Linked DNA regions of Homo sapiens: region 2 is linked to region 1. A link is a contact called in ENCODE Hi-C or POLR2A ChIA-PET data. All regions are on one chromosome and are shown on one strand. The core of a region is the stretch at or near the end of the contact, and the rest is flanking DNA. Distances in the headings are between cores, read along the strand shown.

Region 1 (5,478 bases), core at 1,243-3,742:
TTGCTCTGTCACCCAGGCTGGAGTACAGTGACACAATCTCAGCTCACTGTAACCTCTGCCTCCCGGCTTCAAGGAATTCTCTTGCCTCAGCCTCCCTGAGTAGCTGGGACTACAGGTGTGCACCACCACACCCAGCTAATTTTTGTATTTTTAGTAGAGATGGGGTTTCACCATGTTTACCAGGCTGGTATCGAACTCCTGACCTAAAGTGATCGTCCGGTTTGGCCTCCTAAAGTGCTGGGATTACAGGCATGAGCCACCACGCCTGGCCGGAACCATAGTCTATTAATAAAGTATGTGGACTCTAAGTCAGATCCACTGGAGTTTCTCCCCCAGTTCATCACTGACAAGTGTGTGACATTGGCTGGTTACTTTCTGAGTTTTGTTCTACTCATCTACAGGTAAAGTTTCATAAGGGATTTGTATTCTGAACATGTATACAATTCTTAACATTAAGTACTGTATGTTCCCAATAGATAATACTTTCTCTCTTACTTCTCCCCATAGGAAAGACTGCATTGTAGTTCTTTGGACAATTCCTGGAGAAATCATGAGATATGACTCTCTCACTTGTAGAATCACAGCAAAGGCTCCGTCCTACTGGTAAGTAGTTCCCTCTGAAATTGCCTGAATGAATGAAATTCTCCAGTTCAGGTGAACAACTCTGAGGATATGCAGGAATGTGTTGTGCTTCTGAGATTTTTACAACATTTGTTTTACAGAGGAAAGTTTACATTAGTTTAACATAGTTAGGAAACATGCCGTCTACTGGAGTAGAATACATTGTATTCTGAACAGTTTAGCAGTCCTCATACTTGGGCTTTCTTCCCAGTTCTTGTGCTATTTTCCCAGACAGCAAATTAATTAAATGGCCTTTGGCCATGACTCTTTCCCTTGAGTCAGCTTTTCTGTCATTTAAAGTGTACAGATAGGGGGGATTTAATTAGCCCAATGCCTGGCACATTGCATGCACTCAATAAATGTTTGTTGAGTATTCGAGTTATCTCTAGATGAAGGTCACTTTTGCTATTACTATTAATTTATAAGCATATCAGTAATTCTTGTGCTGATAATATTGACAGTGAACAAGCACTTAAAAGAAAAGTTAACTCATAACTTATAGGGATGTATCATGAGAATTCAGATAGTCAACAACCTATCTATTTTGAACATATTCACTATTCTTCTAATGTTCTAAGGCTCTAATTCTACACTTGAAGCTCAGATGATTCTAAGATAGTGAGGAACTGCAGCAACTATCTGGATATTTTCTCTGCAATGCGTGTGTGTGTGTGTGTGTGTGTGTGTGTGTGTGTGTGTGTGTGTCTGTCTGTCTGGTCTGTGTAAGCCCCGACTAAATATAGAGCCCCCATTCTTTGTGTAAGCTACTTAAGAGAAAGGATTTTATCTTCTAATTTTTATCTCTTCAGCAGAAGTTATTATTGCTAGTTCAATCCCAAATCTATACATAAATTACGAAGTTTAATAACCCCTTAAAAATAAGCTTTTTAAAAATATTTTTCCTGAAATAATGTTTTACTGACCTTGAAAATTTTTCTTAGCTGTTGTCATGCTCAACATTTCTCACTGATGACATATGTGGTGATGATGGTAGTGTAAAGAAAAAGCTTGAGGAAATACACACGGTGCTGATATTTTACTAAAATGAATGTAGCACTCACTCATAATTGTAATTTAATTTTTAAGTAAAAATCTGATTTTCCACTATCATTCCCTTAAGTCTGGCTCATTATAGGCCTAAAGCCTGTATGAATTTACACAGCTGCTTTGAGGCTTTGCATATTTCCTTGTTTTCGATTGTTTGATTTTTTTTTAAAGGGGTATTTTTGCACTGAAGTAAAACACAACTATTAACACTAGCCTCGGGGGAAAAAGAAACTAACAAACCTACAGCTTGAAATGTTTCAACACTTTGCATTTAAAATTTTGCGCACCCTTTAGAAGTTACAAAAATAAAAGCCACTCCCTGCAAAAAAAAAAAAGAAAAAAAGATTGAGAACAAACTGTCATGATTTCAGAAAACGATAGCAGACGTGCAGGTGCTAATACCAGAGAGCTTACCTCCGAATAAAATGGTGCCTTCTAAACAGCGACTATTTACATGTTTTAGAATCCTTTCTTGGGCATGGGTGCCTTTATATTGCCCTATTACCACAAGATGCAAGCCGTGCAGCAGAATGTTTTCTGTATGGTACCCAGCCAAAAGTGAAACAAGTTGCCCACTGACAGAGAGGCCATTTATAGAACATATTCATTTACACCAGTGCTAGGCAGCAACTGAAAGGCAATGCAAAGAAGTAATTTCTCTTTACCTTGCTTGGAGCAACTCTGACCTGGAGAGCCATGTACACATCCTACGTCAAGGAGGTGATGAAAGCCCCACTCCTTATAGCGATGACATCTGGAAGAAGACACAATTGTCACCGTGAGCTTTTCAATTACTCCTGGAGACTAAGTGTGAGACGCAGTAGTGCAGGATGATTGGATTACGCAAAACGAGACAGATGCCATCTGTGAGCCACGCGTAAGCTGCTAAGTGCCAAAATGAACATCCTTATTAAACGATGGAGTTCTCATACCATTTGTAGTTTGGTCAGATTTGAAAGATGAGTTGATTGTTTTTAGATAGTGCGGCAAATAGGCAGGGACTTGGAATCCTCTCTGGCTGTATGAGTAATTACTGTCTCATACTTAAATTAGAAACATGGGTTTTCAGTTAGGTCTTGAGATTGTTTCCAAAGGATGCTGCTGCATTCATGTTGAAGCGTGGCCTGTCCTCTCTGTTTCACTCACAAGGGCCACAGAGTTCTGAGAAAGAAATCATCAGTTCCTTTCACATCATGGCAAAGAAATGTAAAACTTATGACTTTTTGTTAGGAAACAAAAGGGTTCCCATACTCTAAAATAATGGCCACAATATTGTGGGTAGAATGTTTTCAAGAACTGCCAGGAGGCAGTATTGGAGCTCTGTCTCTCTGCGTCCTGAGGCTCCAGAACCAATCCTTCATTTACAATTCATTCTCCCATCTTTTTACTGGCACCAACTCTATTATTATTTTTATTTTAATTTTTAATTGCTGTGATTACATAGTAATATAGTAATATACCCCATAGAGTTTATGGGGTACATGATATATTTTGATATAGGCATCTAATATGTAATGATCACATCAAGGTAAGTGGGATTTCCATCACCTCAAGCATTTATTCTTTGTGTTACAAGCAATCCAATTATACCCTTTTAGTTATTTTTAAATGTACAATTAAATTATTATTGACTATAGTCACTCTGTTGTGCTATCAAATACTAGATCTTATACATTCTCTCTCTTTTTTGTATGCATTAACCATCCCCACACTCCCCCTTTTCTCCCACTACCCTTCCCAGCTTCTGGTAACCATTCTTTTACTTTCCATCTCAATGAGTTCAATTGTTTCCATTTTTAGTTCCCACAAATAAGTAGGAACATATGAAGTTTGTCTTTCTGTGCCTGGTTTATTTCACTTAACATAAGGACCTCCAGTTCCATCCATATTGTTGCAAATGACAGGATTTCATTCTTTCCTTTGGCTGAATTCTATTCTGTACCTGTACCACATTTCTTTATCCACTTGTCTGTTGATGGACATTTAGGTTGTTTCTTAATCTTGGATATTGTGAAACATGCTGCAATATACATGGGCATGCAGATACCTCTCCGATAGACTGATTTCCATTCTTTGGGGTATATGCTCAGCAGTGGGATTGCTGGATCATATGGCAGTCCTATTTTTCTCTTTTGAGGAACCTCCAAACTGTTCTCCATAGTGGCTGTACTAATTTACATTCCCACCAGCAGTGTATGAGGGTGTCCTTTTCTTCACATCCTCACCAGCATTTGTTATTGCCTGTTTTGGGATAAAAGCCATTTTAACTGGGGTGAAGTCATATCTCTTTGTAGTTTTGATTTGCCTTTCTCTGATGATCGATGATGTTGAGCACTTCTCACATACCAGTTTGCCATTTGTATGTCTTGTTCTGAGAAATGTCTATTCAGATATTTTGATCATTTTTAAATCATATTATTAGATTTTTTCCTCTACAGTTGTTTGAGCTCCTTATATATTCTGGTTGTTAGCCCCTTGTCAGATGGGTAGTGTTTGAGTATTTTTTTTCCCATTCTGCGGGTTGGTGTCTTCACTTTGTTGATTGATTGCTTTGCTGTGGCACCAACTTTAGATGGGAACTTAGCTGTGCCCTGTAATCCTTTTTCCATTACAGCATCTTGTTAACCGCTATAAAGAGCACATTCTGCAATATCTACCTGCATACCAAAAGCAAAGGTGAAAAGAGTGCCTTCAGCAAGTCCAGGCCTTGATAGTTTTCATCTGAATATGTTATTGAATTTGACATTCATAATGCATATTAATAACACTGTCAATGCTCTTTTATTAATATACCTTAGATAAATCTTTTAATGTGTGGTTGCCCTGTTCTCTGCTTATATTGTGAGTTCTTGCAGAAAAAGACTTTTCTGCCTGCTGGTAACATTGTAACAGCTCCCAGTGTTGTCTTCAGATTTCAGCACACGGTGGACCCTCAGTAAATGCTGATTGTCCAAATCCCATGCCCTGCCCTATTTGTAACAGTGATGACCCAGAATTTCTCCTTAAAGAGGGCAGGCGGAGGCCAGGTGTGGTGGCTCATGCCTGTAATCCTCGCACTTTGGGAGTCAGAGGCAGACGGATCACAAGGTCAGGATTTCGAGACCAGCCTGGCCAACATAGTGAAACCCCGTCTTTACTAAAAATACAAAAAATTAGCTGGGCATGGTGGCGGGCACCTGTAATCCCAGCTACTCAGGAGGCTTAGGCAGGAGAATCGTTTAAACCAGAAGGCAGAGGTTGCAGCGAGCCGAGATCGCGCCATTGCACTCCAGCCCTGGCAACAATGAGGGAATCCGTCTCAAAAAAAAAGGGGGGCAAGTGGAACTTCCTGGGAGTCATAGCACAGCATAAAGCAGAGGATTTGTGCCTGACTCACTCTACTCCCAACACAGGCTGCTTTGTGCACAACTCAGATGCCTTCTGAGTTACTCAGGTAAACAATAACCACCCAAAAACTATCCTCTCAGGAAGTTGGCACCATACATTGGGAACTAATACTCCAGCACTCTATTGGATAAAATACTGAAAAGTACTAATTTTCTATAATTACATTGGAAAAAAATTTGATGACCAATAGTCTAATGAGTAGAGATTATGTGTGTATGGGTATTTACATCTATAATAAGCATCTTTTTTTTTTTTCATCAGAGACACCGCACTGGATTTAAGCATTATTTTTTGAACTGCTACTGTGATCTATTGCGAGAATAAGGCATGAGGCATACACATACACATTTAGCAACTACAATTCTGATTTCCAAGTCTGTCATTAGGCTGATGAAATATTTACATGTGTACATTTTATATGTA
Region 2 (5,478 bases), core at 2,056-4,555, 220 kb before region 1:
TTTTTTTTTTTTTGGCAGACATGGGGTCTTGCTGTGTTGCCCAGGTTGGTCTGAAACTCCTGGCCTCAAATGATCCTCAACTGATCCTCCCACCTCAACCTCCCAAAGCACTGAGATTAAAGGCATGAGCCACCACACCCAGGCATAAGACTCATTTAAACCTGAAACTTTGTTTTTAAAAAGCAACACATTAAATCTTGATTACAGACTATTAATTGGGAATGAATTTTATATAATTCTTGTGTTTATCATTTATATTCATAAACCAAACTTAGTCAACTCTTATACAGCAAATATCTTCAACCGATGAAGCACTATTTGAATTTCCATTTTATTTTTGAAATCAAAATATAAATAGGATGATTTAAGTTTGCTGTTATAATCTACTGTAGAAAGAAATTTCTAATCTTTATTTATAAATGGACCCATGATTTATATGTATTAAAAATTCAAAACTGGGGTACAAACTCATTTATTAGCAATTCTGAATAGCTTGGAATTACCTCAAACATTTCTCTCTCAGATATTATCTATGAAGAATAAATTGAATAAATAAGAGTATTTGTATAACTTCAAGTAAACAATGTTTTTTGTTATAATTCATATCTTACCTACTTCTAAAATTGAATTAAAGGAGCTTATAATAAAAACCTATATATAATAAAATAATTTTTTGTTTTATTATTATTTATAGAGAAGACCATGCCCGATTCCTTAAAAGAAGAAATTTTTCAGCTTTGATGCCTTTCCTTTATATACGGTTGATATGGTTTGGCTATGTCCCCACCCAAATCTCATCTTGAATTGTAGTACCCATAAGCCCCATGAGTCCTGGGGGGACCCAACAGGAGGTAATTTAATCATGGGGGCAGTTACTTTCATGCTGTTCTCGTGATAGTGAGTGAGTTGTCATGAGATCTGATGGTTTCATAAGGGGCTTTTCCCCTTTTGGCTTGTTACTTCTCCTTGTTGCCATCATGTGAATAAGGGTGTGTTTGCCTCCCTTTCTGCCATGATTTAAGTTTCCTGAGGCTTCCCCAGCCATACTGAACTGTGAGTCAATTAAACCTCTTCCCTTTACAAATTACCCAGTCTCAGGTATGTCTTTACAAGCAGCGTGAGAATGGACTAACAATAAATTTTTTTAAAGAATACAATTTGAGTGAGGACAATAGTTGAATAACTGTTTTGCTATTCTAATTTTCAGATTGCTTCTCTCAAGAAGGACTTCCAGGAAGTAATTCTTTGTTTGCCAGATTGGTTTTACTTACTGTACATATTGAAAATAATTTTAAAATTACAACAAAATAATAGTGTGTGAACATTCACATTTAAACTAACCTTTCCCAAAATTGTTTAAAATAGTAGGATTTTAATAGTACATAAGGGAGAGGGTCACTAAACTCTGGGCGAATCTATCCAGCAGCTTAATTCCAACTGGTTAGAAAAAGGCAAGGAACTTAATTGTTTATTGCTGCAAATAAATGCAGTATAACTGAGCACTTAGCTTTAATATGCTAATAAGCCAGTTTTATTCCTTTAAAGATGATTCTTCCTGCCTTGATTACAAACTTTATTAATGCTGGTTGCATACATGAATAAACAATCACTATACTCTCTCCCCAGTAGCAACCTTGGGGTGGCGATGGGTGGGAATTAGGACAGGGGCCAACAAGCCTAAGTCTAGACATGTTTGTGAATCTCTTTCCTTAAGTCTCCATTGTTCATTGTTTGCCTTCTTCATCCCTTAATTCAAGGGGTACTTCCTCCTTCCCTGGCCTCAATCGTCCTGTTTACATCTCTGTATTCCACCTGGGTCCCCATATCCGGCCCCAATGGCCACTACATAGCCAGTATTTTTCTTGTAGAGTTTTCACTCCTGATTCTTAAATTAACATGTAAATGAGAAAGTCATCCCTCTCTTAAAAATAAAAAATATATATTTTTAAATTTCTGGTTCAGCAGCTCAACTTATCTGTATTGTTCATATTCCTTACTTCTGCCTTACCAGGATAGCTAATGTTAATTTACAGATGACTGCCAGCTTCATTTTTCGTATTGCATGTCAAATAGACAGATGCCTTATCCTTTTGTTTTCTCTCTCATAGTGTGAAATTGACCACCTTACTTCTGTCTCCTTTAACTCTTACCCCCCTGTGAGACCACAATAAGTACTGTAAACTGTGTGAAGTATAATGACTAACGCCAAATAATTGGGTTTATCTGCTCAAGGGAAAAAGGTGCAGTTGAACTAGAAGTACATTAAGCCTTTCACTCCTGAAGGAATGTGTTTATTCTGGCAAGAATTTTCCAGTAAATTTCCATTAAGATAGCATGTGCAGAAAAATGCAAGGTCATTGAGTAACACCATTGTTACATAAATACACCATCTATATCAAGCCTTGCTTTCAAAACATGCATAAAGCAAAAATTGAATAGCTTAGTGCTGATGAATTGACTCAATATTTTGACTTTAATAAGATTCAGAAGCTGAATAGGTTTGTGATAACCTAAAAATACTGAGTCATGGAAAAGAGGAATTTTCTTTTTCTTTTGTCTGTATTTTTTTTTGATCACTGGTAAATACTGCAAGAACACATTTTCATTTTTAAATAAGAGGGGATGAGGAGTGGGAAGGAGACAGCCATTCAGTAATAGACTACCCTCCTTGGTCAACCTGCCACGTATTTTTTAATTTGTCTAAAAATGTAAGTGAACATTCCTTCAGTTTACATCAATGAACATGTTGTGTTACTTCTTTTCTTTGTAGAATATATTCTACTTTTGTACTTCAGACAGGCAGTGACTAAAAGTCTGGACCTTCCTAAAACTGTTCTGCTAAGAGGCCAGTTAACTAGTTTCCTCTTTTCTGTTTTTAGGAGTATGTTATATGATATCATGTTCATTCTGCAAATGGGGTTCAAAAACATAAAGCAACATCTGCTAGATGTAATGAAGTACAGAGCAGAAATATTTTATATTTCCAAAAGATCCAAGTTGACACATGGTGTTGAAATCAAAGAAACACACAGTTTATACCACAGGCAACTACCAGTGACCCCTCCCTGACTTTCTAGCAAGCAATTATTCCAAGTTCCTTCCTCCTCCCTCTCCCTCCAGAATTCTGTGTGCTAATCGTGCCATGGATATGCTTCAGAAGCTCCCGCATTTCTCACCTTTTACAAGTATAATGACAGAACTAGACGCTGTCCTCTAAAGGAAGTTGCCAGAGTTGCTCTATAAAGAATCGCTTCCTAGCTTGCTGTACAAGTCACGCTCTTTCCAATACACCAGAGTATAATCATTTTGCCTTTTTTTACCATGAACACTCACATCACAAGCAAATATTCACTTTACAGATCCTGATGGGCCTTCCTGGAATCTTCTTTTCCATCTTGCTAGCATGTCCTCCATGCTCTGTTTACAAAAATGAGGGCTTTGTTTTGTTGTATTTTCCCAAGGTATATGCTATCCCATTTTCCCGTGATACATTTTCCACCTGGTCAGTGAATTTCAAAGGCACTGATATCATTCAGGGTATGAGTAATAATGCCTGTTATTTATTTTGTCATAGCAAATATTAAACTGGTCTGACATTTTTTCTTTACAAAGAGGTGGGGGTTGCCATTGATTATACTGAGGTCAGCTAGAAGATTGATGATTTATTCTGCTATCAATGCAGTCAGCTCAGTCAGCAAAATGAAATGGAAACATATGGAACTGGGAGTCTAAGTACCAAATGATTCCAGCTCTACTTAACTGCAATCTTTGGTAAATCACTCACTTTCTCTACTCCTCACTTTTCCTATCTAAAAAATGGGAAGAATAACAATGGCCTTGCTTGCTTTGTTTGTTGTGAAAATTCTTACTGAAGTGCCTCATAGGTAACCATGAAAAAGGTCCCCTAGGTAAATTTGTGCTGTACTAACTGCCCCTCCCACTGTTTAATAAGGTCTAGAGGAATCACATATCCTCTAGAATATTCTCAAGCTTTGTGGTCTCAGGACTCCTTTACACACTTAAGATTGTTCTAAGACCCTCAAAGAGCTTTGGCTTATGTAGGCGATATCTACTGATATTTATAATATTAAACGCAGAAACAAAATATTTTAAATGCTATTCACTTAAGAATAAACATCTTCACATAGATAACATTAAAAAGGCCATTTTTCAAATAAAAATAGTGAGATGAGTAGCACTGTTTTATATTTTTGAAACTGCCTTTAATGTCAAGCTTAATAGAAGACATCTGGATTCTTACATCTGCTTCTGCGTTCAATCTTTTACAATATTACAGTTCATGTCGTCTCTGGGAAACTCCACTGTATTCTCATGAGAGAGTGAGAGTGAAAGAGGCAAATAACATCTTAGCGTTATTATGAAAACAGTTTTACTCTCCTAGACACCTGAAAGGGTCTGGAGAGCCTCAGGTGTTCCCAGACCACGCTTTGAAAACCACTGTTTTAAGAATTCTCAAAAACAACACATAATGGGTCTGAAAATGCACGTTTCAATTCTATGGGCAAAACTCCAGAAAGCCCTCTGAGAGAAACAGACTTGCTTTCCTAGTGACTGGACTTATTTCTTTGTTTTTGTTTAGTTCTGTATCTTTTCACAAAAACTGGGACTTATTCCAATATATCCATATTTAATTTATACTATAATGACAAAGAATTAAAATGTCTTTAAAAAAAACCCCTCCCTTGCCAATACTGTTAATCATTTGCTGGTGTCCATTATGTGTAAGGGGCAGAAGTTCTCTCTGGGCATCCCCTTTTGGCCAGTATATTTGAAAATTGCCTTAATGTGCCTTTGTCATCCCTACCCTCTACCTAAAACTCCTTCAGGGCAGATTTATTTGTAAGTAGGATGTTTCTTCTGAGTTCATATATTTAACTATCTGGTCCAATTTCTACCTTGTGTTCCCTACCCTGTTTAAAGTCCTATCGTGATGCTTTCTATCCAGTCTGTCTCCTGCTTCTGACCCTTCGAGGCATTTTTGTGCCCCAAAGTCAGCTTTCTTGAAGACCTCTGATCCTAGCACCTGTTTTGTTTTGTTTTCTTATAAGATCCTTTCTAAAAACGATATACTTTCTTTCATGTTCCCTATCCCACTTTTATTTCCATGCAGGACAAGAAGTGACTGAGTTGGGATATACATACAGTATAAGACAGAAGAATAAAATTTATTTTTGTTTTGGCTTCGTTCTGTTTTAATGTGTAAAAAAAAAAAAGGCAGTGGGGTGGGGGTTCTTCCTCAGATCATGACATATAAACCATAATGACTAAGAATATTTTAGAAGAAGCCATATGTATTGAAGTGTAAACATTAGAATGCTATTGCACCTCAGAGATTTAAACCTATCCCATTATTTTCTAGATGAGATAATGAGGCCTCAAGGTTAAATCTTCCCCAATTTTACCCAGCAAAGGGGTGATAGAATCGAGATTAATGCCCTCATTTCTTCTTCAGTGGTC

What was found. Hi-C counts contacts between places; a loop is a spot of excess contacts on that map. ChIA-PET counts read pairs that join two places held with the same protein, here RNA polymerase II (POLR2A). Pooled maps may share reads with other maps.
Region 2: a pooled map shows a loop between it and region 1 (2.7-fold over the local background). The contact joins the enhancer-like site here to the promoter of TMEM244 in region 1. A Hi-C loop is called at or near these places in 1 of 50 pooled maps. POLR2A ChIA-PET finds 5 or more read pairs at or near these places in 2 of 52 experiments (IMR-90 and T-cell).

The regions. Positions count from the first base shown.
Region 1 is chr6:129,858,823-129,864,300 of GRCh38, forward strand. It overlaps TMEM244 (transmembrane protein 244), which reads right to left and starts at 2,493. Exons shown (of 5, transcript NM_001010876.2): 1 at 2,334-2,493. The coding sequence starts at 2,366. It overlaps LOC105377999 (a long non-coding RNA gene), which reads left to right. Exons shown (of 8, transcript XR_942986.3): 2 at 508-603. RefSeq lists a silencer at 4,802-5,096.
Region 2 is chr6:129,642,452-129,647,929 of GRCh38, forward strand. All of the region lies in intron 1 of ARHGAP18 (Rho GTPase activating protein 18), which reads right to left. Among named protein-coding and RNA genes, the nearest start is that of ARHGAP18, 65 kb to the right of the region's middle. RefSeq lists an enhancer at 4,711-4,790. Within about 2 kb of position 3,306, at least 7 of the 41 ENCODE cell types and tissues checked have a DNase peak (open chromatin) inside an H3K27ac peak, as active enhancers do.